Linked DNA regions of Homo sapiens: region 1 is linked to region 2. Evidence: chromatin contacts called from ENCODE Hi-C or POLR2A ChIA-PET data. All regions are on one chromosome and are shown on one strand. Each heading gives the region's core, a stretch centred on a gene start or an enhancer-like site at or near the end of the contact. The rest is flanking DNA. Distances are from core to core; before and after follow the strand shown. Region 1 has its middle 180 kb from the start of LINC01776. Region 2 overlaps LOC124900404 (a long non-coding RNA gene).

Region 1 (6,130 bases), core at 2,592-5,091, 300 kb after region 2:
TTCCACCTTATGCTGCTGTAAGGCAGTCAGACACTTTCTGTATCCATATAGCATTGGGTGGCTAACATCATATTGCATAAGTAAAGTAAAGAGGAATGAATACTAGAAACATAATACCTTTGTGTTAATTGCTGATGATGGTGGCTACAGCGTGAGCAGGAACTCCCTGTTGCAGGATGAGACTCGGAACGTGGATGAGCACAGAGCTTACTGTCTCCTACACCAGAGCCCCCCGTGTATTATTGCTGGTATCCATGTGTAACAGATAGTATTGTGCACTGAGCTGGAAGATAATAAATAGATGTGAGATGATGATTTACAGAAGGGTGCTTAGAACTCCTTGAACTGGCAGAAGGAGAAAACGGTGCTGGTACAAGGTTGAACTGTCAAACTAAAAATCCCTTTTTTCCTTTCTCCCCAGAGGGCAATTTCTCCAAGACTTAGCTTGCTTTCTGCCTTATCATCAGGAAATTGGTGGTTAATTACGAAAATGCCTGATCCAAAATTTCTGTCATATTTTTTCCCCTTTTGGTTGACTTTCTCTAAAATATATCTCATTTTTAGTGAAAAAAAAGGTCTCATTAAAACTACCTTTACTTTAGGAGTCTTTGTGCAACTATTTCTGCTCCTTTTTAAATAAAATCCTCCCTTATTTAACTGAGAAATTTAATGATATTGTGGGCCTAACTAAAATCTGTAATATTTGAGATTTTAACAACAGCAACAAAAATTCTAAAATAGAAACGGGAAATGCCAGTGAATTGTTTGCATGATTTCTTATCACACAATTGTTTTATTTCATACATTTCTCATTGACAAAGGAAGAAACAAGTCTAGAGAAAGTGATGGTGATAGATATATTAAGGTGATTAATGATATTATTTGGATGATGGCTCATCTGTACAAATGAAAAATAGGTTGTTTATTTATCCAAGACTGTGCTACTTTTTTATCATTCTAATATTAAAAATAATCACAAGACTGAAGCATTAACTAACATTGCCAAAAAATGGAAAATGATTTATTTAAGGGCTCATCTTAGGCCAGATGTTACATGGAAAAATGAGTTGCTGTTAAAGATGAGATTTTTTTTACATATAGGCCAAGTAAGCTAGCCCTTGCCTTGATCTCGGGGGCCCATCAGCTTAACATAGTGATTGAGCACACTGCCTATTAGTCATACTAGTGAGTACAAATCCCAGCTCCACCACTTGCTAGCTGTGTGACATGAGGCAAATTATTAAACTCTATTGTGGCTCAGTTTCCTCATTTGTGAGAAGGGATCCAAATATGATATATCTCATAGAGTTGTCATGAAGCTTCAAATGCCTAACACATAGTGTGTGCTCCATAAATGTAAGCTAGTATTATGATCATCAATCTGGAGTGTCCCTTTGCCAGTTATTTTGTATTCAGAAGGCCTCTGAAAAGATATATACATTAATGAAAAAACAAGAGCATGAGCTGCCTGATTCATTTCTCTGATAATTCTGTCAATTTATCACCCAGGATAGGGGATACTGGGGGGAAGAAAAAATGAGTCCAGCTGTGTGGAAGCAAGAGTGTGAGTTCTTCTCCGCAAGGGCTTTGCTATATACAAAGCAGTATGATGCAGGAGATAGCATGAGTCTCTCACCAACATGCATTTGAGGGCAAGCCCTGCCTCTTGCGGTGGTGAGACCTTCTACAAATTACTTCATCTCTCTAATCCTTGGTTCACTCAAAAATAAAATATTCTAAGAATTTAAATGAGATTACATATGTAAAATACTTAGCTACAAGTTAGTGCCCAATTATTATTATTACTCTTGACAGATAATTGACTTGTATCAGTCAATTTATCACTCAGGAAAAGGATATTGCTCCTTTTTTTCAGCAATAATAATAATTGCTCCTTTTTTCAATAATAATAATTATTATTATTACTTTTACCTTGGGAGATAAGATAGAGTGGAGATACATGGGTAGTTCAGACAGGAAGAGACCAGGAGCCATAGTATGAAGGCACAGAACACATTTAACATGGTTTACAAAAAGGGCAGTGGTCGGGGTGTTCATACACCAGCTGGGCCCTTCCCACTATCTATCCCTCCCAGTGAACTGCCAACTGTCATATTCATCAGTCAGTCAACAAGTTTTATTGAGTCCCTCCTACAGGCTGGGCACTTTTCCAGGTGCCAATTTTAAAGCAGTGAACATGACAGGCAATAGTCCCACTCTTAGTTAGCTTACATTCTGTGAGGACTCTTGGATAATCAGGTGAGCGAAGAAGCAGGGAGGATAATTTCAGATTGCAAAAAGACAATAGGTTAGATAGGGAGTGCTGTGGGAGAAGGTACTGTAGCTAGAGGCGAAGAAAGGCCCACTGAAGAGGTAAAATTTAGCTAGGCTAGAAGGAAAAAGGGCCAGCCTCATCAGGTTCTCCAGAAAGGGCATTCCATTTACAGGGCTCTGCATATCAAAGGTCTTGAAGTGAAAATGATCTTGGCCTCTTCCCAGGCCCATGTGGCTGCTGCATGTAGGAGACCATGCTGAAAAGGGTAGCAGAGCCCAGGGCTAGGAGGGACTTGTAGGCCAAGCAAGGGGCGTGGATAGCAAGTGCTGCATGAAGCCAAAAAGGGCTTGAAGCAAGGGAGCAAGGTGATGGATTGACCATACAGTCTCTTGCCATGAACTCAAAAACTCACCAACCAGTAGCCATGTAGACTTTATAAGACTTGCATCCATTTATTTATTCTTGACAACAAACCAGTGAGGTGACTGAAGTAGGAATTTTGCTCGCCTAATTTTGTAAATAAGAAAACTAAGGCTCAGAGTGTCCAAATTTCCTAACTTGATGCCTCATCCAGTCAGAGTAAAATCAGTTAGTGGCAGAGGTATGGGGTCCAACCTAGGTTTTGGGATTCCAATCCTGACTTCTATCTCTTACAAGGAATTCAGTTCACTCTTCCTATTTATTCTACTAAGTATTTCTTTAAGTTTTGATTATTTTTCTCCTGTTTGTTTTTCACACCTTATGATTCCTATTTGATTTCCCATTAGGTCCTGCCAACTAAGGGTAAACTCCTAGGATGTATGTGTTAGGCTTCTGTGAGTGGTAATAACCACAGAGCTACAAGAATCACTGAACGCATAAATATGACATGACTCTTCTTGCCAATCCCCTCGTGGAAGTGCGTGCTGAGCTTAAGGAGAAGCCTGGTGAGGGGTTCAGACCGGCAATGTAGACAGAAGCATTTGATCAACATCTACAAAGATTTCATGGGCCCTTCCAGACCTTTCCACAAACTGTGCTCATTAAAACAACAGGCACAGTAATTTGTGTTATATGCTAAGTGCAACATTTGTGATTCAGTATTTGTGGTATTTACGGTTTTCTACTTTACTGGACCAAAAATGCACAGAACCCCGAATAACAGCAGTCAAAGACAGCTTTACATATGTGCTCTGACCCGGAAAATGAAAGGAGTTTCTTAAAATTTAATGAGAGGTAGAAAGAAACACTGGTTCTTTTCAAAATTTTAGTATTGACAGTACTAGTAGTGGTACTTGTAGTGATTTAGCTATAAAAGTAAGATATACTTGGGTGTAATGGTAAAGATTTAGGGAAATTGTGCTGTATTAATCAAACAAAATAAAGAAAATGTTCATTAACTGCATAGTTTGTAAGCGCCACTTTTTTTTACTGTTTGTTAGGAAGATGGAGGCATGCACTGGAAACACTAATTCTAATTATTACTGTAAGTGGGAGTTTCTGGCACAAGGTCAAGAAATAATAGGAGAATGTGTGAATCTCAGTATTGAGCTGCAGTAAGCCTAATCATTTGAATAAAGCCAGTTGTTTTTTCTTGGACCGTCTCTGGGTTGTTCAGTGTTCTGGATGAATCTAACACAATCAGGCTGTTCTCTGGTGTATAACCACTTCCTGCTGACTCAGGGCAACTTGCTTCCTCTGCCGTTTATTAAAATGAAACATTCATATTAAAACCCCATTTTTTAGTGATGACCAAATGTACATTAGTAATGACATTATTAAAACTGTTTTGTTTAAAATGAACTTTCACACTAGCGTGTTGCAAAGCGGCACAAACAAATCTATGTGATTTCACTAGAGATGGTTTAAAAAGCTTGCAGATCTTTCTGGCACTATTACAGAAGGGGATTTGATGTCTGTTTCAGGAGACAATCTAAGTTTTTATGGCCATAAAAAAATGAATACTGTTCCAGTACTCCACATAGAAAATAATGTATAATTTATAATGTTTCATTAACATGCAAATGTGAAATAGTGTCTTCTATGTTTATGTCTACTAATAATCTATCAAATATTTAGAGGCATAGTAAAGAATACTAAAATATTTTGTCTCAGCACTGTTTAAATAGATTTTTCCCTCATTTTTATTTGTTTGTTCATTTATTTATTTATTATTTTTCACTTTTGAGATGGAGTCTCACTCTGTCTCCCAGGCTGGAGTGCGGTGGTGCAATCTCAGCTCACTGCAACCTCCACCTCCCGGGTTCAGGCGATTCTCATGCCTCAACCTTTCAAGTAGCTGGGACTAAAGGCACATGCCACCAAGCTTGGCTAATTTTTTTATTTTTAGTAGAGACAGGGTTTCACTATGTTGGCCAGATTGGTCTAGAGCTCCTGATCCTCAAGTGATCCTCCTGCCTCGGCTTCCCAAAGTGCTGGGATTATGGGTATGAGCCACCTTACCCAGCCCTGTCCATATATTCACATATGCAAAAATGTGGGAGAAGCAGATAAGCAAATAATCAATTTAGTAATGGTGTTTGTAAAATAAGACAATAACCCGAATCTTTATATAGTTCTTGTAACTTTTCATAACATTTTCACATAGGATGTCTTGGCCAGCCACAGCAACAATAACATGAGGCTGATATTCTCCCCATTTCATGGATGATAAAACTAAGCCAATGGTTAACTGGATTGTTTTGTAAATATTTGGCCACCCAGTCAGCACAATGTCCTAGGAGTCATGCTTTATAATTCACTGCACCTCATTGCTAAACAGAATCTTAGGTATAAGATCAGAGTTCCAAGGTTTTAATAAATATATTTGGCTAAGACCATTACATATAGTTTGCACTGGCTATAGAATCTGAAATTATCAGTTCTATTTCTAGAGTGCTGAGAGTCTCCATTGGTTCATCCTACAAATATTCACTTAGCAAAGCATTATGCTCCTATGTGCTCAGCATTCTTACCAGGAGCCTGATGGGAACCAGAGATGAATCAGACACAGACATGACATCAACAGTAGAACAGTAGAGTCCAGAAGACAAGCTATGGAAGAAAATTACTGTAATAAAAGTAGAATTGCATCAGAAGCCATTAAAAGGGTACAGAAAATGTTTAAAGGAAAGAAAGAATGCTTTCAGATGGAGAGAGGATTTAGGCAGACTTCACTGAGGACTTATGGATCCAGGATCCAGTGATTGAAAGAAACCATTGAAGATCTAAAGCCCAATCAAGTGGTGTTTTAAGAAGTTTAATCCCAGAGGCCATGTGGCAAACTAGAGGGAGGAAGGACGGTTAGCTGGCTATTAAAGTATTTAGGAATAAGGGAACAAATTCCCAAACAAAAGGATGATGGAAATCAATAGAAAAGAAATACTTCAAAGTCAAAATTCTGGAAAAATTCTTACAACCAAACACTGACTATTTTCAATAAGGCATCAGTGGGGTGTCAGTAACGACTTGGAGTTCAGTCAGGATTATGGCAGAATATTGAATCCCCTCCTTCCTCTCTTAGTGTGTTCTGGGTTTTATTTTTACTTTTGTTTTGTAGAGACAGGGCCTCGCTATGTTGCCCAGGCTAATCTTGAACTCTTGGTGTCAAGACATCCTCCCACCTTGGCCTCCCAAAGCACTGGGATTACAGGGCTGAGCTACTGTGTTCTGGGTTTTCAAATTTCTCTACAGCGACAATTTTATTATTATTGCCTTCAGTGTAGTTTTTACGGAATAAGTCTGGTTGCATTAGGACATTTAAAAGAAATAAATCTAATACAAGTGAAATTATTCTTACAAGTTACATGAATGACTTGATACAGCCTATGTCTTCAAGGAATTTGGAGTTGAATGAAAATGTCTTTAATCACTGTA
Region 2 (5,615 bases), core at 2,117-4,616:
CTGTATCTACGTATGATTGATACTAATTTTTATGAATTAATTATTTTCCTTGCTATCTTAATTCATTCTCAATTATCTTGCTTTTGTAGTGTTTTTCTCCATTTTATTCTTTTGTGTTTTCCAATAACAAAATTTTCTGCAAATAGGAAGAGTTTTCCCACCCCCTTTAAGTGTTATATCTCTAATTATTTTCTCTTGTCAGTACAAAATGAAATAGCAGTGGTGAGTGTGACTATCCTTTTCTTGTTTAAACTTCAGCAAGAATGTCTCCATTAGGTTGAATGCCAGTTTGTGGGCTGATATTTCTCTCGTCTCTCTGACACATACACACAACGCACACACGCGCGCGCGTGCACACACACACATACACACATGCACTGTTAAGAAAGTATTCATATATACTTATTTTGATGAATGTTTAAAAAAATCTAGAATGGATGTTTAATGTTGTCATGTCTTTTCTGATCCAAGGAATGACTATATAATTTTTTTCTGTCAATTAGGTGAATTAGATTAATAGATTTGATGGTTTTACTTGTGATGTACTATAATTTTAAAGTAGTTCTTTTTTTAGTTTTAATTTTTTTACAGCAGCATCAATTTATACTTTGATTTGCAAATGTAAATTAAGATACAGTAAAGAGTAAAATACAAAGAAATGAATGCATGCTGTGCATAGATTATTGATGAGTATTCGCAAGCCATTCTCAATCCCAAGCTCCCTTGCTGCTTCTACACTGAGTTTGGAGGTAATTGCTCACCACACACCCTCATTTTTAGTTACGAGAGGCCAAGTGACTCAATTATGGCCCATATGACAAACAGCAGACTTCCAGGGAAACTTAGAAGAATATTTGCTTTCCTAACAAGAAGAGGAATACCTGGCATAGATTTCCTTCCTCTTCCGTCTTCCCCCTTCTTCCTATTAAATGCCAACAGTGACTGGCATTCAACTCCCATCTTGGCATTCCTGAAGATGTTCAGCTACTACACCTCTTTTCTTCTTGTTATGTTAAACCATTTCTTGATTTTGCTTTTTAACATCTCACTTAGGATATTTGCACTGATATTCACAAGTGAGATTTTTCTGTAGATGCTTTTGAATTTTTTTCATGTTTTAGTATGAATGCTTTCATTGCTTTTTAATTTTTTTAAAAAATTTATTGTCCTTACTGTTTTCTGGAATAGTTAAAATTGCATTGGAATAAGCTATTATTTGACAGTCGTTTCCATCCTACTAAGATTGAGAAGGAACTTCCCTTACATAAAGGTTTTTAAAGGCTCCAATTCTTTTCTGGATCTCACCCTCTCTTAATGTCTCATAGACTTTGAGCCATGGTTATACATACTGTCTCCTCATGATTTTCAGTGTTTCTCTTTATGCTGGCCCTTTCCTTCAGAATGTAAACATATGCCTACTTATCAAATTTAAAACTAAACAAAACTCCTACCAAACTCATTGACCCAAGGAAAACAAACCATCGTAAAGTGCAGCACTTCCTCTGATTATTTCAAAATCTTTCTTTTCTTCCCTGATCAGACTTTTGGGAGAGTTTTCAACACTGACTGTCCATTTTCTCCCTTCATTATCACTCTTCAGCACACTCTACTCTGCCTTCCCCCTTAGGTTACTAATAACTGATGGGTCTGCGAATCTAATAAGCCCCTTCCTGCAACATTCACTACCTTTCCTCCTTTCCTTTGGCATCTGTGGCCACTCCTGATTGTTGTCCCACCACTCTGATATCCATTCACTCAGAGCCAACTTGTTTTTAAGAAACTTCAAACTTAAAATATCTGAAAGTGAGTTAATTACGTTTCTCCACCCGACAACACAGAAAATACTGTTTTGCTGGCAATATTCTTTGCTTCAGTAAATCATGCTTCCATTCACCAACTTTTCCAAACCAGTAATATGGGAGTCATCCCTAGTATCACTCTGTTCCTTATATTCGCTGTCACCAAGGACTGTTGACTCTAAATCTGAACTCCTTCCCAATCCATCTAATTTTCTTTAATCCAAACCATCCATTCCCTATCTCTTTCATTATTACTGCAAGTCTCTCACATGTCCTCTCCAACTCTAATTTTGCTTCCCCTTCATCTGTTCCTTGCATTGCTGCTGGAGTGATCTTTCAAAAACACAAACTTGCAAATGACTCCCTGCATAAAAGTACTCAGTGATTTTCCATTTCCTTCAGAATAAAGTCCAGACTCCTTAGCTGCATTATAAGGGCCTGTGTGGTCTGGCCTCACTCATATCTAACAGTTCTCCTTACAAATTACCCCCCTTAGAAATGAAACTATTTCCACATTTCAAAAGTGGTGAGGTATCTCTCTCACTTAACCACCATATGCTGCTTATGCTGGCCTACCTTTTGGAAATCGTCCCTTTCCCTCTCCATTTTACCTGATAAATTTTTGATGATGTTTCAATTTAAAGCGTAGCGGATCATCTTTGACAACTAAGCTAACTTCTCTTGTTATGGGTTTCTTTAGAGTCTAGTATTTCCTTGTCTTAAGACTGATCACACTTAATTGTGGTTATATAGTGTCTGTCTTTTTTGTTGGAATGAAGACTGTGAGGAGTTGAGAACTATCAGTTCCCTGAGCCTAACATTTAGATACTGAATAACAGCTGATTACATGAATGAATGAAGAATATTTGTTAGAAGACAGAATTTTTTTAGAATTTTAAATTGCAGAGATCAAGTGAGAAGGTTCCAGTTGTATTAGATCTGAGAAATGTGATTAAAGCAGTGTTTTTGCAAGATTAATTTGACATTTTTCTGTTGAAACAGATTAGGGACAGATTAGATGGAGGTTTGTAGTGATGAGAACATAGACAAGTGGCTTCATATTAGAGTCACCTGGTGATATTAAAAAAAATACCTGTTTCCCAAGCTGCCCCAGACTGATTAAATTCACTGATTGCAAGAAAACCTAGGATTTGTACTTTTTTAAGTCAAACGCTCACACCCATCCAGGATTTTCTGAAGTTAAAATGGTAACAGTATAATTGGTATGGGCAAAATATATTTTTCCTAAGAATGATAGAATGTGAATGTGGGCTTTTCAAGTCTAGTGGACCAGAGAGCCCCATTGCAGTGTTAAAGAAATGGCGAAGTAGAAGAGGGGAGTTGTTTTAAAGAAAGAGAGAGTGACCAGGCCAAAAGTGGCTCAGTACTTTGGGAGGCTGGGGGGACAGATCACCTGAGCCCAGGAGTTTGAGACCAGCCTGGGCAACATGGCAAAACCCTGTCTCTACCAAAAATTCAAAAAATTAGCCAGGCATGGTGGCATGCATCTGTGGTCACAGCTACTCAGGAGTTTGAGGCGTGAGAATCTCTTGAGCCCAGGAGGTGGAGGTTGCAGTGAGTCAGGATCATGCACTCCAGACTGGGTGACAGAGGGAAACCCCATCTCACTATCTCCAAAAAAAAAAAAAAAAAAAAAAAGGAGGAGTAAGTTTTAGGCATGTGGGACACATATGTGTATATATACACATATATACACATACAATATATACACATATATGTGTGTATATATACACATACAATATATACACATATATGTGTGTATATATACACACATTTACACATACAATATATACACATATATACATATATAATATATAATATTATGTGTATATATAATATTATGTAAACATATATCACATATTAAATATGTATATAGGTATATATGTATATATATGTTTAAATACCTGACCATCTTCTACTAAGTTATGATTCAAATGTTCCGTTATCTAGGAGGCTTCCTCTCCTCTGCAGGGCCCATTGTCCTAGCTACACCTCAATAACTGCTTTCTTTTCTTTTTTTTTTTTGTCTTTTCCTCAACTCAATTCTAAGCTCTCTAAGGACAAGTATGTTGCCTTACTCATACTTGTGAACTCAGTGCTCAGGACACTGGCATGCATAGAATAAACACCCTCTGAATGTTTGCAGAATGAGTCAGTGATTAGATATGAGACTGGATGAATTCTCCTGAAGAGTAAATGCTAAGGAGAAAAGAGTGTCTTGTAGGAGGCATTTGCAGACAGACGAAGCTATAGAGAGGGACAATGCAAGTAACCTCAAATGAGAGTGTGGAAAGGCGGGAAAGCAGCCAGAGCTTCATTGTTATGAAAAAAGAGTGAAATGTGCTCTGTTGAAGAGTTGAAGAATGAACAAAGGATATTTAGTTTGAATGGAAGCTCAGTAATGAGAAATGAGAATGGTTGAGTTCTTAAAAGAAGCAAGTAAAGAAGAGGATTTGTGGGCTACTAATCTCATTCAGTGAATCTCATACGACCCTTGCCTAGTGTTAAATATGTTAATGAATTCATGTCATGCTGCTCAGTCTTACTAGCCTTCATCATCCAGAGTAAAATGCATATGATTCCTATGAAAATTTGTGGAAAGGAATATATTAATAGGTTAGAAGAATTAGAAGAATGAAAAGAAATAATTTTTGCTTTTTAAATGGAGAATCATGCATATTTGGAGACACAAGGGAAGAAGCCCATGGAGAAGGAGAGATGAAGCTGTAAAAGAAAGATGCTATGAATGTGCTCTCGACAGGTGAGAAGATGCCTCGACAGGTGAGGAGAGAGTATTGTGAGCCCAAGTAGAGGAGATGGCTTTGAGATGCAGAAAAATATCTCTTTCTCAAGACCCCATTTATTTTAGACGGTTCGCGGAGCAATGGTGCTCAATCAATCTTTACCATAGTTATTACATAAACCCTTTATACATTTCATCATTAATATTCTTTTCTACTATGGTTTGAGATGCAGAATAAGGAAGATAAACCTATTTGTCAGTATTTGACCATAATCAAAATCAATTTTTATCTGGAGTCTTTATGTTTGTTGCATGTGTATATGTGTTTAAAAACTAAGTTCTGGGAAGATAGCATTACACTTAATTCCGTTGGATTACTTTTGGATCATGTAAGCATACTGATTTCTAACTTGTTTAAATATTTGAATTATTTGATTCTCTACCAGAGATTAATAACTCTAAAAAAATTTACTGGTTGGATTAAAAGTGCCTGTAGTTTATCCCTATATTTCATAGAGTACAGAGCGAGATAGCACATTTGTCTGACAAATTTATATTTATGTCAGATAATATCAGTTTTGTTATCACCATCTGCATTCTGCTATATTTTAACAACAATGTGAACAGTATACATATAAAATTGTGGATTTACATGAGATATCATCATTAATTTTCAAATAACTAAACGTTATTTTGTTAGTTTAAAAACTTTAGAGTATTAAGTTAAATAGCAACTGCAGTTCTATTTTGTGTTCTTGGAAATATTACACTTTATAGAGGAGTCTATTAAGGGAAGAAGAAAACCATGCCAAATTAAAGATAGTTTAAATGATAATATAAGTGATAAAAAAACTGTTTTGATATGAAAGGAAGTTATTACATGGTATCGTGGTTATTTACTGAAGATTTATATAGTGTTTATATAGTACATGACCTACTTTTTTTAAAGTTGCTAATTGTCAGGTATCCCAAGCCAATATCTACTGCATATTTTCTGTAACAATATATGCAATGAAATTGTGTGTTATGTTTACATTATGATTTCAACGTTT

The links. Hi-C counts contacts between places; a loop is a spot of excess contacts on that map. ChIA-PET counts read pairs that join two places held with the same protein, here RNA polymerase II (POLR2A). Pooled maps may share reads with other maps.
Region 1: a loop to region 2 is called in a map of endothelial cell of umbilical vein, with 10 times the contacts of the local background. The contact joins two enhancer-like sites. A Hi-C loop is called at or near these places in 1 of 168 maps with a recorded cell type or tissue (endothelial cell of umbilical vein) and 2 of 50 pooled maps. POLR2A ChIA-PET finds 5 or more read pairs at or near these places in 2 of 52 experiments (GM12878 and naive thymus-derived CD8-positive, alpha-beta T cell).

Annotation. Positions count from the first base shown.
Region 1 is chr1:98,384,735-98,390,864 of GRCh38, forward strand. No RefSeq gene overlaps it. Among named protein-coding and RNA genes, the nearest start is that of LINC01776, 180 kb to the left of the region's middle. Within about 2 kb of position 3,842, at least 6 of the 41 ENCODE cell types and tissues checked have a DNase peak (open chromatin) inside an H3K27ac peak, as active enhancers do.
Region 2 is chr1:98,082,990-98,088,604 of GRCh38, forward strand. The region is part of intron 1 of LOC124900404 (a long non-coding RNA gene); the gene reads left to right. Among named protein-coding and RNA genes, the nearest start is that of MIR137HG, 36 kb to the left of the region's middle. RefSeq lists an enhancer at 3,893-4,442. Within about 2 kb of position 3,367, at least 2 of the 41 ENCODE cell types and tissues checked have a DNase peak (open chromatin) inside an H3K27ac peak, as active enhancers do.